Regions from separate parts of the Homo sapiens genome. Here region 1 is linked to region 2. Evidence: read pairs that join two places in POLR2A ChIA-PET (ENCODE). Cell type or tissue: GM12878. All regions are shown on one strand. Each heading gives the region's core, and the rest is flanking DNA. Links, peaks and the distances in the headings are about the cores only.

The links. Peaks named below come from ENCODE experiments on the same cell type or tissue, not always from the same donor. Only the 100,000 strongest peaks of a DNase experiment are listed, where the experiment ranks them.
Region 1: POLR2A ChIA-PET joins it to region 2 with 10 read pairs; 8 of 35 experiments call an interaction of 5 or more read pairs at or near these places.

The regions. Positions count from the first base shown.
Region 1 is chr14:50,642,793-50,654,251 of GRCh38, forward strand. SAV1 (salvador family WW domain containing protein 1) reads right to left here. Exons shown (of 5, transcript NM_021818.4): 3 at 1,952-2,222. Among named protein-coding and RNA genes, the nearest start is that of SAV1, 20 kb to the right of the region's middle. In GM12878, for the core only: no CTCF peak of the experiment used is centred there; no DNase peak of the experiment used is centred there; H3K27ac peaks cover 236 bases.
Region 2 is chr14:50,708,222-50,719,680 of GRCh38, forward strand. No RefSeq gene overlaps it. Among named protein-coding and RNA genes, the nearest start is that of SAV1, 46 kb to the left of the region's middle. In GM12878, for the core only: no CTCF peak of the experiment used is centred there; no DNase peak of the experiment used is centred there.

The DNA of each region.
Region 1 (11,459 bases), core at 1,222-3,721, 67 kb before region 2:
GAATTCTATCTTCAACTCTTCTTTCCTAAATAGGTTCAAAGGAAAATGTTCTTTGATAGTACAACTGGGGGTGAAGAAGAATTGGGACTTTGAAGTCAGGTACGCCTGGATTTGAACCACAGCTTTAACACTTACAAACTATGTAAATGTAAGCAAAACTCCTCCTATCCCTAAGCCTCAGCCTCCATACTTGTAAAAGTGGAATAATAAATTCATACCACAGGTGGTTGTTCTCAGGATTAAATGACCTAATGTAAGTCAAGAATTTTGTATAAGGATTGGCCTAAGATAGACAACCAGACAACTAGTAATACTACATATGTGAGCTTAAGGGCAGCGTTTATTCTCTCTTGTTCAACTTCTACCAAGTTGCTGAGAGAAGTAAATTAACTAATTATGAAATTGCTTTTAAAAAACTATTAAAATTCTGTAATAACATAAGGTTAATGATGATTGTATTAGTCTATTTTCACAATGTTATAAAGAATTACCTGAAACTGGGTAATTTATAAAGAAAAGAGGTTTAATTGACCCACAGTTCCATAATTGGGAGGCCTCAGGAAACTTAAATCATGGCAGAAGATGAAGGGGAAGCAAGGCACATCTTACGTGGTGGCAGGAGAGAGAAAGAAGGGGGAACTGCCACACACTTTTAAACTATCAGATCTCATGAGAACTCACTACCAGAACAACATGGGGGAAATGGCCCCCATGATTCAATCACTTCCCACCAGGTCCCTCCCTTGATACATGGGGATTACGATTTGAGATGAGATTTGGGTGAGGACACAGAGCCAAACCATGTCAACGAACAGAAAAGTAAACTCTCAAATCTGGTTATCTGGACTGCAACAATCATTGCCACCTGATGACCACACCACAGGTTTGATTCTTTCAAAGGACAACAACCTCAGTAGTTGAATAAACACTGATTGGGTGCCACTACATGGAATCATGGGAAAAAACAGATTTTCAAAGTTGAATTAATAAATCCAAATACATAAAATAATTAAAACAACACAATAATGATAAAGCTTAGTTTTCCAGTTGATAATCCTAAAACACATTTTCATAACTATTTTAATGGTTCTAAGAAAATACAAATGTCCACTATAACCAAAAAACTGTATTATGCCAGATGACACTAAGCAACATTTATCAAAATGCAGATGATATTTTACTCATTTTTAATCTTGTGGCTCAGCTTTTGAAGCTCAAATGTGGTTAATTTGAAATATTTGCAACTTCATTACTAAACTAATACTAGCTTTTATGTACTTTGAAATCCAGTGTGTATTTACACTTACAGCACATCTCAATTTATATTAATCACATTCAAGGGCTCAACAGCCACACGTGACAACTGGCTATCAGGCAGCACAGGGCTAAAAGTCTGGCAACAAAGCAGATCTACCCAGCCCAGTATCAATCAAAACAGCACAAAGAATTACTGGCTATATTTATTAAACAGAAATGGGATGTTTTGTTCAGTCCCAATTTTCACTTTCTTGTCTAGTAATAGCAAGAAACAGAACATACAATCATGTCTGAAATAGAATAAACAGCAAAATGTTATAATTCAATTGTACATTCTGACTTAGGGGGTAGGTCTGTTATTATTTGTAAAAATTTAAGTGTAAGAAGGCAGAAGCTTTAATTATTTAATTTTCTGGACACCTATAACAAAAACATTCTGGCATTACTACAGCAGAATCTGATCATAAGAACAATGATCTTGTTTTTGAGGTTTTTTTAAAGAGAAAAGTATTTTTTTAACTTATTAAAGTCATTTATTACTAAATGTATGTCCAGAGAAAAATGTAAATTTTGAAATATAAGGCTTTCAAATCTCAAGCTTTAGGATGCTATTCTCTTAGATGAAAATATCAGTTCAAAACCTAACATTAGACAATCCCGAAACAAAAAGTTGAAAATAAAGTTGATACTGTACCTAGGAGCACAGGGATGCCTGTATTGGGCCTTCTTATTTGTGTGATCTACATAATAGGTTCCAAATTCGGATGACTCAACTCGTTCCCATCCAGGAGGAAGTCCTTCTCGCTCAAGAGGATGGCTCCAGTGAGTTGTATTTGTGTTATGATCTATATAATATTTTCTCCCTCTCATTGTCCAGTCCACAGACCAGCCAGGAGGAAGGGGTAAATCTTCAGAACCATGGTTAGTCAAATTTCCTAAAGATGTAGCAGCAACTCTCCCAATACCTACGGGGAAAGAGAAAATGATAGAGAAGAAACAGAACAATTATTCAATGCAAAAAATGTGCCAGCTAGCAAAGTCACAACATTAACTATCCTGATTGTACTCTTCTATTTAAATTCATGATTATGCCCATTATGATGGTTTTCATAAAACTAGTCGGTATTACTATTAAGGAATTATAAAAAGGGGGAGGAACTAGACTTTGAAATTAGTAGAGGGTTTTTTGGCTGATGCTTCCATCAACAGGCCATACAAACACTTAACAACAGGTTGAGCATCCCTAATCCAAAAATCTGAAATTTGAAATGCTCCAAAATCCAAAACTTCGAGAGCTGACATGTTGCCACAAGCAGAAAATTCCACACCTGACCTTATGTGATGAGTCATAGTCAAAATTCAGTCAAAACTTTGTTTTATGCACAAAATTATTTAAAATATTATGTAAAATTACCTTCAGGCTATGTGTAGAAGGTATATATGAAATATAAATGAATTTCATGTTCAGATTTGGGATCTCTTCCCAAGATATCTTATTATGTACATACAAATATTCCAAAATAAAAAAAAAAATCCAAAATCTCAAACACTTCTGGTCCTAAGCATTTTGGGGTAAGGGATAATCAACCTGTGGCAGTAAAGCTACTTAAGTATGTATACTGCCAAAAGAAAAGTGGGAAAAAGAAAATTTCCCCTGATTAAAGATTTGACATTTCAGCTTTAAAAAAAATGTAAAAATGAACTTGTAAAACCATTCCCGGTTATAAATTCTTAAAAGTAATCTGGCTGTGCCCTAGAATTATTAAGTAAGCTTAAGGTAGCAGGGTTAAGGTCACCATACAAAAATTAATATTTATATATTAACAAACAACAACTGGAAACAAAAGTTATTGAGATAATATAATTTATAATAGCTCCAAAGAATTGTGCAGGACCAATATGCTAAAAACTACAAAACACTGATGAAAGAAATAAAAAACCTATCACATTAACGGATTGGAAGATTCGACATAAAGTTAAGATGTCAATTCTCCTGAAATTATCTTTATCTTTATAGGAGTCCCCCCCTTATCCATGGGGGATCCATTCCAAGACCTCCCGTAGATGCCTGAAACTGCAGATAGTACCTAACCCTGTGTATGCTGTGTATTTTCCTATACATACGTATCTATGATGAAGTTTAACTTATAAATTAGGCACAGTAAGGGATTAACAAAAATAAAATTGAACAATTATTATAATAAAAACTGGGTGAATGTAATCTCTCTCCCTCTCTCTTGAAAGATCTTGTACCATATTCATCAATTTTCAGACTGCAGTTGCAGAGGTAACTGAAACTGTGGAAAGCAAAACCATGGATAAAGCGAGACTACTGTCATTCCAATAAAAATTCCGGCCGAGCGCAGTGGCTCACGCCTGTAATCCGAGCACTTTGGGAGGCCAAGGTGAGCGGATCACCTGAGGTCCGGAGTTTGAGACCAGCCTGACCAACATGGTGAAACCCCGTCTCTATTAAAAACACAAAAATTAGCCGGGCGTGGTGGCGGACGCCTGTAATCCCAGCTACTCGGGAGGCTGAGGCAGGAGAATTGCTTGAACCCGAGAGCAGAGGTTGCAGTGAGCTGAGAACGCGCCATTACACTCCATCCTGGGCGACGAGAGTGAAACTCTGTCTCAAAAAAAAAAAAAAAAAAAAATTCCATGGAGTTTTTGTAGATACAGATAGTTATTAAACAGATTTTAAAATGTATACTGAAAGGCAAAAGAGAACTAGAGTAGCCAAAACAATTTTTTTGAAAAAGGGATAAAGTTGAAGGACTCACACTACCTGATTTTTAAGGCTTACTATAAAGCTACATTAATCAAGACAGTATGGTATTGTCAGAAGAACAGACAAATAGATAAATGGAACCAAACAGAGAATCCAGAAGAACACCCACACAGACATGGTCAACTGATTTTTTTATAAAGGTGAAAGGGCAATAGCGGGGAAAGGTTTTTCCAACAAATGATGTTGCAACAACTGGACATCCATATGCAAAAAACCTAATCACAACCTATACCTGCCACCTTACATACAAATTAACTAAAAATAGATCATATATCTAAATTTAAAACTATAACGCTTTTACAAGAAAAAAATAGAATAAATTTTCATGAGTTTAGTTTAGACAAAGAGTACTTTTTTTTACCATGATGCTGAAAGTTCAACTCATAAAGAAAAAATACTGATTAAATTGAACTCTGTCAAGATTAAAAACGCTTGTGAAGGACACTAAGAGAAAGAAAATCAAGCTGTAAACAGGGAGAAAATGTTTGCAAATCACATTATTAGCCAAAGAACTCTGACCTAGAATATACAAAGAATTCTCAAAACTCAACATTAAGAAAACAACCCTGAGCCTGCTGCAGTGACACGCACCTGTAGTTCAACCTACTCAGGAAGCTGAGTAGGAGGGTTACTTGAGCCCAAGATTTCAGGTCTGTAGCACACTATCATCATGCCTGTGAACAGCTACGGCACTCCGGTCTGTGCAACAGAGTGAAACCCCTTCTCTCAAAACAAAAACAGAAGAAGAAAACAAAACGACCCAGTTAAAAAAAAGGGGGGTAAGAATTTTTAACAGGCACTTCACCGAAGACAACATATTGATGGTAAATAGCACGTGAAAAAATGCTCAGGATCATAATTAGCCGTGAGAGAAATGCAAATTAAAACCATAATGAAATGACAATACACGTCTATGAAAATGGCCAAAAAACCAAACAAAACCTGACAATGCAAGTGCTTACATGGATACAGAACAATTGGAATGCCCATACACTGCTGGTGTGGATGCAAAATGCTACAGTCACTCTGGAGAACAGCTTAGCAATTTCTTATAAAGTTAAACATATGCTTTTCATATGCTACAGCAATCCCATTCCCAAATATTTACCCTAGAGAAATGAGAAGTCATCTTCACACAAAATCCCATTTGTGGATATTTACAATGACTGTATTCATATTTGCCCCAAAGTGGAAATGACACACATGTCCTTTAACAGAATGGATAAACAAACTGTGGTGCAACTGTACAGTGAAATCTACTCAGGAATAAAATGGAACTAATTATTGGTACATGCAAGAATCTCAAAGATGAATCTCAGAAGTATCATGCTGAGGGAAAGCAGCCAGTCTCAAGTGGCTACAAATTGTACAGTTCCATTTTTATGAGATTCTTCCAAACACAAAACTACTAGGACAGAAAACAGTGATTGCTAGGAACTGGAGGTGAGGGACAGGAGTTGACTATAAGAGGACAACCTAAGGGAATTTTAGAGGGTGTTTGAAATGTTCTGTATTCTCATTACACAGGCATTACATGAAATCTATACATATGTTAATACTCAGAACTGTGTAACTTGAAAAAAGTTAAATTTACTATACTTTTTAAAAGAATAATCTGGCTGCATAATTTTATTCTCACACAAGAATACTAATAGTTGGCCGGGTGCGGTGGCTCATGCCTGTAATCCCAGCACTTTGGGAGGCCGAGGCGGGCAGATCATGAGGTCAGGAGATCGAGACCATCCTGGCTAACACGGTGAAACCCCATCTCTACTAAAAATACAAAAATTAGCTGGGCGTGGTGGCGGGCGCCTGTAGTCCCAGCTACTTGGGAGGCTGAGACAGGAGAATGGCGTGAACCCGGGAGGCGGAGGTTGCAGTGAGCCGAGATTGCGCCACTGCACTCCAGCCTGGGCGACGGAGCAAGACTCCGTCTCAAAAAAAAAAAGAATACTAATAGCATATGTATAACAAATCACCCCGAAACTCAGTGGCTTAAAACAAGAAGTATTTATTTGGTTCACCACAGGTTGGTGATACTGGCTGAGCTCAGTAAGTTTTTTCCTTGATATTTGGTACAAGTTATCTTTACTGTCTCATTACTTGATGAAAGTTATCTCTTGTATAACTTTCAATATGAAGCCCTACTGATGATCAGACCTCCATTTCTTCTCTGACTTAAGCTGCTATTTTTTTTACCCTTAGCTCACTCTGTTCCAGCTACACTCACCTCCTGGATGCTGTTCTCAAACACGGCAGGTACTGGCTGTTTATTCTCCCTAGAAGATTCTTCCTTCAGATATTCTCTTGGCTCACTCTCACCCTCTTCAAGCCTCTTCTCAAATGTTTCAATGAAGCTTATTCTTACTATGGCAGTCTACATCTGCTGAGCTTCTACTTACCGTTTTACTTTTTTAAAAAGCACTTTAACCTTTTAACTTATGTAATTTTAGTTTGTTTATTTACCTACAAGAATCCCACAAAGAAGATTCTTAGGACAGGAATCTTTGTTTTGTTCACAGATACATCTCCAGTCTCTAGAACAGTGTCTACAGAATAAAGCACATAGTAAGTGTTAAATAAATAAGCTGCAGTAATAAAGACAGTGTAGTATTAGTGGAGGAGATACACACATCAATGAGACAGAAACTGCATAAATATTTTCCTTGATTTTTGGACTTATTTTGCCTCTTTCACTCCCATATTTTACTAGTTCTGAAACGAAGGTGTTTTTTATAATCAAGAGAGTAAATCTGTTAGCCACTAGGCAGCAAATACAGATGTATTATCATTGCTGGTGCATGTTCTAACACAGTCCTAGGAAGACAGTATGTGGTTCATACTATTATTAATCCTCATTATTTGTAACAGTTGCACCCCAGACAAAATTTTAACATAAATTTGAATCCCTGTGCCTGAAAGGTACAAGGATACAGCATTTAAATGAAAAGTTAGTGTGTTAACAGAAGACTGCCAGTCAACCCAAGGCCCTAACTGCCAAATTTAGAATATCTCAGAATGGTCAAAATAAGAAAGACTGGGTGACCATTGAGGTGTGAAGGAGTACCATGCCAGAGCAAAACATCTACTAGTCAAAAGTTCCCAGCTGACTTTGAAGAGCTTTTAAAATTACAGTTGGCTGGAAACTAAGGCAAAATGAAAACATCAAGTTTACCTTTAAAGAAAGGCAAATGAAACAGACCCCAGTGACAAAAGGTAATTTAGAAGAAACTTTAAAATTAAGGTAAATGCTTCAATTCAAACTCAGATTCTAAAGAAGGATATGTAAGTGTATGGATAAATACGGGTTATTGGCATGTGGTTTAAGAAACTGTTTTTATTTAAATACAACATACAATGCATATGCATAAGGCTAGTCACTGCAGCAACATCTATAGTTGCAAAAGGCTAGAAATCAACCAAATGTCCAATAATAGCAAACTGGATGATTACACTATTACACGCACAGAACAGAGTACTATATTATATAGCTGTAAACATGAATGAAGATGATTTCTATTTATTGCCCTGGAATAATATTCGGGATGTATTATGTGAAAAAAGAGTCTGGACAGTACACCACCATATATACATATATGTAGTAGCCAGCCAGTAAGGTGAACCTGGGCCCCAATTATCCCTGTCCTCCTGGGATTCACACCCTTGTCTGTGTGACCAATAGTTTATGGCAGAAAGGATGGTGTGTGACTTCTGAGATTAGGATATAAAAGACCGTGCAGCTTCTGCCTTGGTCAAGTGTACTTGCTCTCTCATCACTCACCCTGGGGGAAACCAGATACCATATCATGAGAAGCCCATGAGTGAGGAATTGAGGCCTTCAGCCAGAACTGAAGCCTCCTGTTAACAGCCTTGTGAGTGAACTTAGAAGCGGATCTTTTGGCCGGGCGCAGTGGCTCACACCTGTAATCCCAGCACTTTGGGAGGCCAAGGTGGATGGACCACCTGATGTCAGAAGTTTGAGACCAGCCGGGCCAAGACGACAAAACCCTATCTCTACTAAAATTACAAATAATTAGCTGGGCGTGGCGGCACATGCCTGTAGTCCCAGCTACTCAGGAGGCTGAGGCAGGAGAACACTTGAACCTGGGAGATGGAGGATGCAGTGAGCCGAGAGCGCGCCACTGCACTCAAGCCTGAGCAACAGAGAGAGACTCTGTCTCCAAAAAAAAAAAAAGAAAGAAAGAAATGGATCTTTCAGCCAGAGCGAAGCTTCGGATAACTGCAGCCCCAGCTGACGTGTGTGAACTCCAACTTCATGAGAGATCCTGAGTCAGAATGACCTGGCTAAGCCGCTTCCAAAATCCTGAACCACAGAAACTGAGATAATAAATGTTTATTGTTTTATGCCAATGAGTTTGGAAGTAATGTGTTTTACAGCTACAGAAACCTAACACAATACATATGAAAGAGAATAATATGAATACATATTTTACATATATATGTAATTTGTATCTATTTTCATAAAGTGTTGCAATGAAATATGTAACAAAAATTAATAAAATTGGGTATTTACAGGGGGAGGAAGGAAATGGGGTGGAAGAGGACAGGGGTAGAATTAATTTTCTAAATGCATTCTGTTTTATCATTTTGATTTTGCAACCTTTTAAATATCCTATGTAACTTACAACAAAATTAAATCAAAATTTAGAAAAAGCAATCCCTAAAAAGTGAAAACAAAATGAAGTAAACAAATCTAAGAGTACATGAAGCAGCTAAAGCATACTTCAGAAAAATTAATTCAAAGTGAATTTTATGTATTACTTATTTATTGTTATTTATTTTTGAGACAGGGTCTCACTCTGTCACCCAGGCTGGAGTGCAGTGGCACAATTACGGCTCACTGCAGTCTCAACCTCCTGGGCTCAAGCAATCCTCCCACCTCAGCCTCCCAAGTAGGTGTGACTATGGGCATGCACCACCAAGCCTGGCTAATTTCTTTTATTATTTTTTGTAAAGACAGGGTCTCACTATGTTGCCCAGGCTGGTCTCAAAACCCTTAGACTCAAGCATTCCTCCCATCACAGCCTCCCAGTGTGCTAGGATTACAGGCATGCGCCCCTGTGCCCGGCCCAAAGAGAATAAATTGTACTTCCTCATCGGGAAATATCCTAAATTTAAAAAATAAACTACAAAGAAATCTTCTGTTTTATTCAGTAATCATATTGTCGATGATACTATTTTTAAAGCTAGTTATGCTACAGATAAAGCAAATGAATAGTTACATAATTGTCAACAGGAACCAAGATTTTCAGTATGAGAAAAAAATAAAAACCTAAGGCAAAAAGAAGGTAGTTCAATGTGAATGTACTTACTGCCAACAAACTGTACACTTAAAAATGGTTAAGATGGTAAATGTTGTTATGTGTATTTTATCACAATTAAACATTTTTTTAAAAAGCTAAAAGTAAAAACTTGGAAATCTTAAACTGCCAACAGTATGAACTCATAATGAATTTCTATTTCCAGAAAGCAACAAAACATATTTCCCAGATATGTCCATTGAAAAGGTCTACAAGCATTAATCCACCAAATAGCAATGAGTACAAGAGTGCAATCCCTGAATACTATTTCCCCATCGAAAGGAACCAGGGATCCTTAGAATGGTTGAGTACAGGACTGAGGCAGAAAATGCACAATATGAGCCTGGAACATCTAGTCACATTAGAAAGCAAAGAGAAATAAAAAGGAACCAACATTGAAAGGGCTCCTGCCACCAAAGCAGCAGCAATTTAAACATCAAAAGGAATTACCACACCAATAATTAAAACTAAGTATAAAAATCTTAAAATCAACCAGCTCATCTTGGAGAAACGGCTTCTGGGTCAGGGAAAATACATGATAATATGGAACATGAGAAAAACATCAGACTTTTGAAATTGAAAAAAAAGGCTGGGCACAGTGGCTCACGCCTATAATCCCAACACTTTGGGAGGCCAAGGCGGGTGCATCACCTGAGGTCAAGAGTTCAAGACCTGCCTGGCCAACATGGCGAAACTCCATCTCTACTGAATATACAAAAATTAGCCAGGCGTGGTGGCACGTGGCAGTGATCCCAGCTATTCAGGAGGCTGAGGCAGGAGAACTGCTTGAACCCGGGAGGTGGAGGTTGCAATGAGCCAAGATTGTGCCACTGCACTCCAGCCTGGGTGACAGAGGGAGACGTCTAAAAAAAAAGAAATTGAAAAAAAAATGAATTGAAATTGAGGTACAATCTACAAAACATTCTGTACTCCTCAAAACTGTCAAGGTCATAAAAAACAAAAGACTGAGAAACTAGCATAGATTAAATAAGACTAAAGACATACAACAATGAAATGCAATGCAGTACACTCTGGAATGAATCCTAGAACAGAAAATAAACATTAATAAAAAAATGATAAAATCCAAATAAAGCTTGGCGTTAAAAATCCATGAGTTCATGGTTACTTTTGTAGGTGGCTAGGGTATCAATTCATCATTCTGAAATAGCAAACAAAGGAAAAGATCTAGCATTCAACCCTTCTTTCCTATATGAACAGCAACCAAATAATTGATAAAGTCCTTAATTATAATATTCCAACTAATAAAGAAGAAATGACAGAATTCAAGTATCAAAATTTGCAACACTTAGACATACTTTGGAGATATTTCAGGTTTGGTTCCAGATTACTGCAATAAAGTGAATATTGCAATAAAGCGAGTTACGTGAATTTGTTTGTTTCCCAGTGAACCTTAAAGTTATCTTTACGGCCGGACACGGTGGCTCACACCTGTAATCCCAGCACTTTGGGAGGCCGAGGCAGGTGTATCACGAGGTCAAGAGATCGAGACCATCCTGGCCAACATGGTGAAACCCTGTCTCTACTAAAAATACAAAAATTAGCTGGGCCTGGTGGCGCATACTTGTAGTCCCAGCTACTCGGGAGGCTGAGGCAGCAGAATTGCTTGAACCTGGGAAGTGGGGGTGGCAGTGAGCCGAGATCATGCCACTGCACTCCAACCTGGCAACAGAGTGAGACTCCATCTCAAAAAAAAAAAAAAGTTATATTTTACAATATATTGCAGTCTATTAAGTGTGCAATAGCATTATATCTTTAAAAAAAGTACAGGTCTTAATAAAAAAAATTGTATTGCTACAAAAATGCTAATGATTATCTGAGCCTTTAGTGAGTTCACAGCATCTTTTTGCTAGTGGAGGGTCCCGTCTCCATATTGATGGCTGCTGACTAATCAGGCTGGTGGTGTTTGAAGGCTGGGATAGCTGTGGCAATTTCTTAAAAACAACAATGAAGTTTGCTCCATCAATGGACTTTACCTTTCATGAAAGATTTTTCTGTAGCATGTGATGCTGTTTGACAGCATTTTACCCACAGTAGCATTTCTTTCAAACTGGCCTCAATCCTCTCAAATT
Region 2 (11,459 bases), core at 3,255-5,754:
CCACCCGCCTCAGCCTCCCAAAGTGCTGGGATTACAGGTGTGAGCCACTGGTGCCCGGCCTCAAAATTCTAATTTTTTTCTTGAAAGCTTTGAGCATGTAGTCAATCATCTTTGAAATTATAGAATCATTTCATTCATTTTCAAGAAAATGCTATCTGGATATTAAAGTCTGAATAACTAGGGTTTGTCTCTTCATCACTCTTTCATGTAAAAATGGTGTTCCATGAAAACAGCAGCTAGTTTAGCACACTCAAAGAATCACATAAGTGCTTTTCCTTGAGACAAGCATATACTTTGGTATGGAGCAAAAGCGCTTTAGGTGTACTCCCTATTTCATTGCATAGAATATTAAAAATATGTCTATGGAAGGGTCAAGATTATATAAAATTAACTTTTTTTTTTTTTTTACTGCTTCATCAAGAAAATTCTTTTTTTTATTTTTGTTTTTTTTTTGAGATGGAGTCTCAGTCTGTCTCCAGGCTGGAGGGTAGTGGCACGATCTCAGCTCACTGCAACCTCCGCCTTCCAGGTTCAAGTGATTCTCTTGCCTCAGCCTCCCAAGTAGCTGGAAATACAGATGCATGCCACCATGCTCAGCTAATTTTTCTATTTTCAGTAGAGATGGGGTTTCACCATGTTGGCCAGGATGATCTTGATCTCTTGATCTCAGGTGATCTGCCCACCTCAGCCTCCCAAAGTGCTGGGATTATGGACATGAGCCACCGTGCCTGGCTGCATCAAGAAAATTCTTAAGTGAAACTGGCTTCCTTTCCCCTACTCCCCTTGCTGCCTCGATCAAGAGTGTGTAGTGGAGGAAAATACCATGACTGTTCGTATAATTTGGTGCCATTGTTTTGATGCATACTAAGATACCACCAGTTTTACCCACTATTGTTTTTGTACAATCAGTGCAAATGTCAGCATAGTGAAAAAGGCAAATAATGCATTTTTTTAATCTTTATTTTTATTTTTTTTCTTAGTGACAGTATCTTGCTCTCACCCAGGCTAGAATGCAGTGGTGTGATCATAGCTTGCTATGAGACAGAAAAAATCCTCCTGTCTCAGCCTGTTGAATAGCTGGGACCACAGGAGTGTGCCACCACACCCAGCTAATTTTTTTAAAATATCTTTTTGGTAGAGATGGGGTCTCCCTATGTTTCCCAGGCTGGTCTTGAACTCCTGGCCTCAAGTGATCTTCCTGCCTCGGCCTCCCAAAGTGCTGGGATTACAGGCCTGAACCACAGTGCCTGGCTAAATAACGCATTCTAATGAAATTAATCTTATGGACCTACTGAAATGGGTCTTAGATTCCTAGGTTCCATGGACTACACTTTGAGAACTACTAGCATATATTTACTATGACCTCACAAGTCCCACAAGATTAGCATTATCATCCTTGTCTTACAAATGCAGTCAATCAAAGCCAGGGGTTTAAATATTAAGTTTTTTGTTTGTTTTGTTTTCAAATCTATATAGTTAGTAGGTAGCACAATCAGAATTTGTACAGAGCGCTTTCTTTCTCTGACTTTATACTCTTAACCACTATGCTACTTATAGTTGTCCCTGTAAATCCTCTCATACTAAACAGCTGAATAATGATAAATTATTGACTTGGTCTGTAGTATGGTAAAGCTTTCTGCTGCTTTTTTTCTAGTCATTATGTTCTTCTCTCCAATGTGCTTTTAGTTTGTTTCCTATCTGTCTCAATCATCAAACTTATAGTAGATTTCTATTGTGTTGCCAGGTAGCATGAATTTATCTGAATATATTCTAATATTATTGGGAGCACCCATCTTCAACTCTCGGTACATTCAGTTCTGGTGAAGCTAACTTCTTTGCTAGTTGGTCTGCCTTTCCCGTAGTATTAAAAGCTCCATGAAACAAGGACTTTGTCTATTTCCAGTTTCTAGTATTATACATTGTATATGAGATGATCAAGTAAGTTACAAATTAAGTTATTTTATCTCTTTGAATCTCCATTTCTTCATAGGAGAAATATATAAATACTTATACCACAATGTTCTCTGAATTTTAATAATATAATGGTACTGATATGCTTGGTCCATGTGAAATGACCAAAATAAATGTTCACCAAGTGTTAATATGTTTATTTACTGTCTTGATAGGTTTATCTCCTGGAAGACAGAAGCAACAAATAGGGAACTGCTACTCTACTTAATTCTTCTTTTTTTTTTTTTTTTTTTTTGAGACGGAGTTTCGCTCTTGTTGCCCAGGGTGGAGTGCAATGGCGCAATCTTGGCTCACTGCAAACTCTGCCTCCCGAGTTCAAGCGATTCTCCTGCCGCAGCCACCAAGTAACTAGGATTATAGTCTCCCACCACCACGCCTGGCTGATTTTTGTATTTTTAGTAGAGACAGGGTTTCACCATGTTGGCCAGGCTGGTCTCGAACTCCTGACCTCAGGTGATCCACCCACCTTGGCCTCCCAAAGTGCTGGGATTACAGGCGTGAGCCACTGCGCCCGGCCTACTCTACTTAATTCTAACAAAGAGGAATTGTTGGCAAAAGTTAGTGATGGGAAGCTTGGGAAAATTGACCCAAATTAGAGTTAGAATCCTAATAGGGAGAGAAAAAAAATAGACATGGTTAAATGGTTGACCAAGACTATAAGAAGTACATCTCACAAAACTCAAAAGACACTATTATATTGTCATGAGACCTACAGAGGGAAAGATGAACCAAAAGGAATCACATACTATCAAAATCTGGAAGTGCAAATGCTCTCGAAGTAAGAGAGGAATTATTTAAATCCTGTGTGGTTGGACAAAGAGCTCTCCATTAAGCTCAAATGTTAAAAGAACTTGCACAAAAGATAAAAAGATAGGAATATATATTCAAAAAAGAATATACAAATGTGGCAGGCCTGGAGCAATAGTACCAAGAATTCATACACATCAACCACCTGCCCACATCAGACTCGGGTTCTTGCTGCCTTCTTTGCTCCTCCCCTAAACCTCTACCCAATGTACCCCCAATCCTCTTGCCATTTTCGCCAAAAATGAGCTGACTTGCAAAAATGCTACAGACAGCTAGAGAACTTCTTAAATTTATGATCTGATGTTTGAGGCCAGGAGTTTGAGACCAGCCTGGACAACACGGTGAGGCTGCATCTCTACAAAAAAAAAAAAAAAAAAAAAAAAAAAATTAGCCAAGCATGGTGGCACATGCCTGTAGTCCCAGCTACTTGGGAGGCTGAGGTGGGAGGATTGCTTGAGCCCAGGAGTTTGAAGCTGCAGTAAGCTATGATTGTGCCACTGCATTCCAGCCTGGGTAACAGAGCAAGACCACCTCTAGGAAAAAGTATGAGAAATAGCCACCTGAAGATAAGAAATAGATACACTGTAAATGATGTCATGTTTACACATGAAGAACTTCTCTTCCTATTTTGCTTGTATATTCTTTGTCAAGAAATGATTTTTTTTTTGTACCGGGGGGAAAAAGTAGAATGGTGTGGGATCCTGAAATATAATTAATGAAGACATTTTAATAGATAGCTGGTCCTGTCCTGTCCAAGACAAATTTCAAGACAATAGAACTCACGAGTGAAATTGCTCAACTTCTGCTAGGGACCTTTGAAGCACTCTGAAGAAAACGAGAGTTACTACTGGGAACAATGGAGAAAGGAAAGCTAATAATGTAAGATACTAATTGTAAGAAAACATCCTGAGAAAGTGAGAAGGGACAGGATCTAGTTCACAAAGGCGTTTGGCCTAGGGAGCAAGGGCAGTTTATTAATTACAAATTATTAAGAGATGCAGGAAGTGGGTAGAGTTGGTGGTGGTTAAATGAGTAGTTCTCTTATGAGAATCAACTTACTGAGAGTAAAGACGAATTGGAGGTATTGGAGATTTGAGTAGGACATATGAAACCATTATCTTGGATAGTGAGAAGCTTTCCTTTTTTCTTTTCTCTTTTTTTCTTTTCTCTTTTTTCTTTTCTTTTCTGACGGAGTCTTGCTCTTTTGCCCAAGCTGAAGTGCACTGGCGTGATCTTGGCTCACTGCAACCTCTGCCTCCTGGTTTCAAGCAGTTCTTCTGCCTCAGCCTCCTGTGTAGCTGGGATTACAGGCGCCCGCCACCACACCCAGCTAACTTTTTTTTTCTTTTTGAGATGGAGTCTCGCTCTGTTGCCCAGGCTGGACTCAGTGGCACGATCTCTGCTCACTGCAACCTCTGCCTCCCAGGTTCAAGTGATTCTCCTGCCTCAGCCTCCCAAAATAGCTGAGACTACAGGCGTGTGCCACCACACCACACTAAAAATTTTAGTATTTTTATTAGAGACGGGGCTTCACCATATTGGCCAGGCTGGTCTCAAACTCCTGACCTTGTGATCTGCCTGCCTCGGCCTCCCAAAGTGCTGGGATTACACGGGTGAGCTATTATGCCCAGCCAATAGTGAGAAACTTTCTAAAAGCTGGGCGTCATGGTGCATATCTGTAATCCCAGCTACTGGGGAGGCTGAGGCAAGAAAATCCCTTGAGCCCAGGAGTTTGAGGCTGTAGTGAGCTAACATTGTTGCGTTGCACTCCAGTCTGGGTGACTATGAAATCCTGTCTCTTTTTTTTTTTTTTTTTTTTTTTTGTAAAGTAATGGAATTGTTAAGCAATGTTGAAATCAGTGATTATGAATTTAAAGTGAGGCCAGTTGGAGCAGCTGACTGTCTTTCTCTGGCCATTTTCAGTTGCTTTGGTGTAATTGCAGAATAGGAAAAGAGTTTAGTTTAACCAGGGTTGGGAAGTTGGGATTGCCATAGGTAAATGTCATAAAGGTAGATAGGGGCAAGCAAAGTGATTGTGTTTCAGGGGAAGTGGCTCTAGTGATAGATCATGGAACATAAGCTGAGTAAAGAGATCATGAGGACATGAGGTAGATGTAAGGCTTAGTGGTGGACAGTGGAAAAGTGGTGGGATCAATGGATAGAGGAAACAAATTTTAGAAGTGAAGAAGAAGAAAGATGGATGTCCAAAGTCTTGGATGCTTGAAATAAAGACCAGAGATAGTGAAATTATTGACAAGGTAGAGTGTGGTCTCATCTTTCTCTCCACAATTCAAATATATCAAATATGAGATATTGAAAGCACTAAGAGTAGTGATAGAGGTAGTAGTGAGAAAAAGACAGTGACCCAAGTTCTAAAATCAGTGAGGGAGGTGGCCAGGAGGTAGGTAGATGACTGCAACAAGGAATGTCTAATCTGTTTCTAATTATAGCCTACTGCTTGGGATTGATCTGTTGGAAAATCAGTAGTAATGAGGCTTGAATTTGTATATTATATACAAATATATAATATGGAAATGTATATATTATACTGTAATATACAAATGTATATATTCTCTCTACATATATATTATATATCTCCCTGTCAGTGGTATCATAGCCATGAGAGGAATGGCCTGAGCAAAGCACACAGCAATCTTGGCTCATTTACAGATTGCAATGGACAATTTACCAGCCAGTGAAGTGATCACCTTGTGGGCTAAGGTGGAGAAAAGATGTCTAACTAGGGGAAGGGAGTGGAATAAAAACCCTGTAGTTAATTTTGTACTTTGTACTTCTAGAAAGTATAAAGAAGCTTAAATAATCTTTTCAAAGGAAATCTTCAAAGGTGTACTCATTTGTTGTCTACTACTTGTTTGGGGGTTCCTCTTATAGGTTCCACTGTGAATCGCTATTCCTAAGTAGATGGGAACATCTGTAGAAAACTCTTTGTGCCTATGTCCAGATCATACTGTTCTGTGGGCAAAAACCTCGTGGCTTCTTTTCTAAAGCCCCCATTTTCAGACACCTATTGGAAATCTTAGGAGCAGTAATGTCAGTTTCTTCTCCCCAATACCACATGTTTACTTCTCCAGTTATCTCTGGTCAATGAAGACAAGCGCAGTCTTATTTCAGGGTCAAAGTACAGCCAATTTAGTACTGCTTGAAAAGTGGAATCCAAGGGCTGTCACCCTGGGCATCAATATAAAAATAAAATTGCTGCATTTAATTAGCTTCCACCACTGCAGGCTACTGCTGCTGCTTTCTCTCCCCCGCAAGATTCTACCACTTTTTCTTTCCCCAGGTGGATGTATCACGTTTAAACGTGAAAATTGCCCTGTTCTCTTCAGGAAACCAACCGTAGAACTAAACTCTACCTTTCTTGGACTTCATCTTTTCTAGAATTGCATACATCTTGTATCTTCTCTAGGGTCAGGCTGGAAAATCAAGACCACTTTATCCTTCCCCGATATCCAACTAATTCTAGGTCTCAATTAGGATAAGGTTTGGCTGCATATAATAAGAAAATCCAAAATAATAGTTACTTAAACAACTAAAAGTTTATTCCTTTTTCGTAAAGTCCAGAAGGAATTGAGGCCTCACATGATAGCTAAATGAATTTGTCAGAGATCTAGGCTCTTTCCAGCTCTCTACACTGCCATCTATAGGAGGTGGCCCTCATCTTTATGGTCCAACATAGTTGCTAGATCTTCAATCATCATCTTCACTCTAGGCAGTAGGAACAAAAACAGGTGTATTCCCCCTCTTTATTTTTGGAGATGGGGTCTTGCTCTGTTGCCCAGGCAGGAGTGCAGTGTAGTAATCATAGCTACTGCAGCCTCAAACTCCTGAGCTTAAGGGATCCTCCCACCTTAGCTTCCTGAGTAGCTAGGACTGCAGGCACTGTGTCTGGCTAAATTTAAAAAAAAAAAAAATTTTTAGAGACAAGATCTCACTATACTGCCCAGGCTGGTCTCACACTCCTGGGCTTAAGTGACATTCCTGCCTCAGTCTCCCTAGTAGCTGGGACTATAGGATTATGCCATCATGCCAGCTTATCCCCTCTTTTAAGAAGTCTTCCCAGACCTCCTGCATATCAGTGGCCAAAACCTAGTCACATGGTCACATCTAGCTGCAAAAGAGGCTAGAGAATATAGTCTTATAGCTGGGTAATAACATGCATGGTCAAATTTCAGCCTTCTTTTTTTTAAGGAGGAAGGGGAGGATGGTTAACTGGAAGCAACTATTTGTCCTGCCTTTTCCTCCTACTCAATACATAGACAACATAGCAAGAGATACTGTTGCCCTTTGAGAAGCCAAACAGAGTTTAGTATGGCTAAATTCACTAATTATTACTTTATGAATTAATCAGAAGGTATTCTTAAGAATTTAAAATCTTAAGTATTCTCACCACAAAAGTGATAAGAATGTGAGGTTATATATGTTAATTAGCTCAATTTAGCTATTTCACAATGTATATGTATTTCTTTTCTTTTTCTTTTTTTTTTTTTTTGAGATGGACTCTTGCTCTGTTGCCCAGGCTGGAGTGCAGTGGTGCGATCTCGGCTCATTGCAAGCTCCGCCTCCCGGGTTCACGCCATTCTTGTGCCTCAGCCTCCTGAGTAGCTGGGACTACAGGTGCCTGCCACCATGCCCCGCTCATTTTTTTTTTTTGTATTTTTAGTAGAGATGGGGTTTCGCCATGTTAGCCAGAATGGTCTTGATCTCGTGACCTCGTGATCCGCCCGCCTCAGCCTCCCAAAGTGCTGGGATTACAGGTGTGAGCCACCGTGCCCAGCCATGTATATGTATTTCAAAACATTGCATAAGATATATATGTACAATTTTTATTTGTCGATTTAAAAAAGAATGGAGACTTGAGGACATGGGGTGTTCTTAAACAGTAGTGTGACATTCAGTCTTATTTTAGAAGAATCCTATTTGGAGGCTGTGTGGGGAGAGCAGGTTGGAGTGGGGCAACTTTAAGAGGTTCATGGTAACCTTGGCAAGTACAGATTTGATGAAATGATGGGGGCGGGGTCAGGGAAAGGCAATTCCAAATCTTGGACTTTCAGATCATTGATTTTTTTCTAATGTCTTGTGATCTTTTTCTTTTACCCACTTCACCATTATGTGAACTACCTCAGAATTGCTTATTTTAAATATCCTGCTTTTTGACCATCATTTAAGAAAAAATATTTCCAACAAATCTACTTTAGCATCTCCACTTCAAAAAAGCCTTTACTCCCAAACACTGACCCTACCAGTTTTCATACACATCAACCATCTGCCCACATCCACCTCTGGTTCTTGCTTATACCCACTGTGACTTGCATGGACACTGTTAAATTTACATGTAGTATCTGGAGAATACATAGGAATCAGGACAAAGGGGTGGGGAGAGGGCAAGGACAAAAGAAGGAATGATATGAGAAATAGTGCTAAGATGAGTGACCACACTTGTCACTAGACAGCACTGAATATGGTACTTTTTTTTTTTTTTTTTTTTTGAGAAGGAGTCTCATTCTGTCACCCAAGCTGGAGTGCAATGGTGCGATCTTGGCTCACTGCCACCTCCGCCTCCCGGGTTCAAGCGATTCTCCTGACTCAGCCTCCTGAGTAGCTGGGATTACAGGCGCGCGCCACCATGCCCGGCTGATTTTTGTATTTTTAGTAGAGACGGGGTTTCACCGTGTTAGTCAGGATGGTCTCAAATCTCCTAACCTTGTGATCCACCTGCCTCTGCCTCCCAAAGTGCTGAGATTACAGGCGTGAGCCACTGTGCCTGGCCAGTGCTGAACTTTTCATAATAAACTATAGGTGTATGGTTAGGCTAGCATAAATGGTTTCTAGTGAGTTTTTACTCAGAATACCATCTATTCTTCAGAGTAGCTAGAAGGGCAAGGAAGATTAAGGTGCTTGACACCACACTTAGTACATTTTTTTATCCATAACACTTCAAACATTTTAACTGGAAATCATTTCAAACTTACAAATAGGGTTACAATGATAATACAAATAATCCTTGCTTCATTGCCTTATTTCTCTCACTCTCTCACATTCTCCCTCACACGTGTATGCACATGCCTGGGTAATTTTGTTTCTGGATCATTTAAGAATAAGTTGCATATATCAGTCGGGCATGGTGGCTCATGCCTATAATCCCAGCACTTTGGGAGGCTGAGGCAGGTGGATCACGAGGTCAGGAGATCGACACCATCCTGGCTAACACAGTGAAACCCCGTCTCTACTAAAAATACAAAAAAATAGCCGGGCGTGGTGGCGGGTGCCTGTAGTCCCAGCTACTCGGGAGGCTGAGGCAGGAGAATGGCATGAACCTGGGAGGCGCAGGTTGCAGTGAGCCAAGATTGCACCACTGCACTCCAGCCTGGGTGACAGAGCAAGACTCCGTCTCAATTTTTTTTTAAGTTGCATATATCATAGTCTCTATTCCTAAATACACCAGTGTATACTTTTGTAGAAGATACTTTTACATAAATGCAGTAACTAACTTCAGTATATTTAATATTGATATAATACTGTTTTCTAAGCTACTATCCTTATTCCAATTTTGTCAGTAACTTCAATGTCCTTTATAGCAGTGGCCCCCAAACTCTTTGGCACCAGGGTCTGGTTTTGTGGAAGACAATTTCCCATGGACCGGGGTTGAAAGGGGACGGATGGTTTTGGGATGATTCAAACGCATTATGTTTATTGTGTATCTTATTTCTATTATTACATTGTAATATATAATGAAATAATTATATAATTCACCATAATGTAGACTTAGAGGGAGCCCTGAGCTTGTTTTCCTGCAACTAGACGGTCCCATCTGGGGGTTATGGGAGACAGTGACAGATCATCAGGCATTAATTAGATTCTCCTAAGGAGTGCGTAACCTAGATCCCTTGCATGTGCAGTTCACAATAAGGTTTGCGCTCCTATGAGAATCTAATGCCACGGCTGATAAGACAGGAGGCAGAGCTCATGCACTAATGGGAATACGGGGAATGGCTGTAAATACAGATGAAGTTTTGCTTGGGTCACCTGCTGCTCACCTCCTGCTGTGTGGCCTGGTTCCTAATGCCCAGGAGGCTGGGGACCACCTGCTTTACATTTTCTTCTCCAACACAGAATCTAGTGTAGGATTAGGTACTGCATTTAGTTATCATGTCTACTTAGACTCCTTTAATTTGGAACACGGCCACGTCTTTTTTTTTTTTTGACATTGACACTTTTTAAAGAGTCCCTTTTATTGTTCACAGTATTAAAATACTAGATAACCTGTTAGTACCTGGCACAGGGTTAGTACTTATTTATTGCTTGATCTTGAAGACAGATATGCCTCCAAACAGGAAAGAAAAATGATTGGTAAATGTTCATCTGGGCTGTAAGCACTGTTAAGAGCTGTCTACTTTGCCTTAACTAGTAAAGCATATCCCATGTAATCATTTTTCAGAATTAAATACTATTTTAATACAAGGGTATCCAGCTCTATTTTACATTGTTGCCTACTCATTACAACATTTCACTGATTTAGTTATACAGTTCTCTGCTTTGGAATTTTAACTTTATATGGAATTTTTAAAAAAGTCTGTCAAAACTAGCCATGTCTCCTGATTTGCAAGTGAAGCAACCAAAGAATAGAAAGCACTTCTGGGTGAAATTTAACCTTTTGATCAGGAGATTATATAATAGACATTTCACATAATTTAAGTGAGAATTCCAGTCTTATGGCCAAAACATAACTATTATTATGGGGAAAATGGACATCAAGTACATGTTAGAAAATTACTTCTTATAATTTTGCACAGTAAATAAGACTACAAAACACACAGGCTGCACAAATCTCAATGAAGTGCAGAATTATATTGAATGCTAGGTTAAGGACCTTACCCATTTGACACTAATCTTATTTTGGTGCTCATAGCACAGAGTCCATCAACATTTGATTATCTTCTGTATGGATGTAGATTTTCTAATCTTCTTTTCTGTGTAAATCTTACCACTCCACCACAAACAGATGGCAGGAATGTTTTACACAGTACTTTCTTCAGAGTGCAGTGTACATGGTTGCCATTGAACCAACACTGATAGTTCTGCCAGAAGTAGGAACTGATAGAAGTGTTGCAACACAGGACAAACCTGAGCCTCTAGTCCCAAGTTCCCGACCTAGCTGGCAGTGTGGCCTTGAGTTTGCTAAGCTTCCATTTTCTCATCCATAAAATGGGAATAATGGTAGTTCCTGCCACATAAAGGCAGTATGAGGTTGGTATAAAAGCTTTGAAATGAAATAAAACAGGCTTGTGAGATGGGTCAGTTTGGCCAACATTTCCAATTCTACATTTCAGTGTTCAGCATATTAACATGGTTTTAGGTTGTTTTTGTGTTTCCAACTGCATATATCTCATCATTCATGAGCTGCTCAATTAAGAAAGTCTGAGCCACCCCTAAAGATGGCAACATGAAATAAAGCCATCTTTGAAGCACCCAAAATCACAAACAGGGCCTTGCCCAAGGTTAAGTCATGATTCTGCAGGTAAACTATGCACTGCCACAGTATACGGGGACCCCAAACTGGCTGGTGTAAAAGTCATCCTTCTATAATAGAAATGGAGTCCCAATGCTCTAAATCCTATACAAATCACTTGGGGAATCTCTTTAAAATGAAGATTCTGATTTAG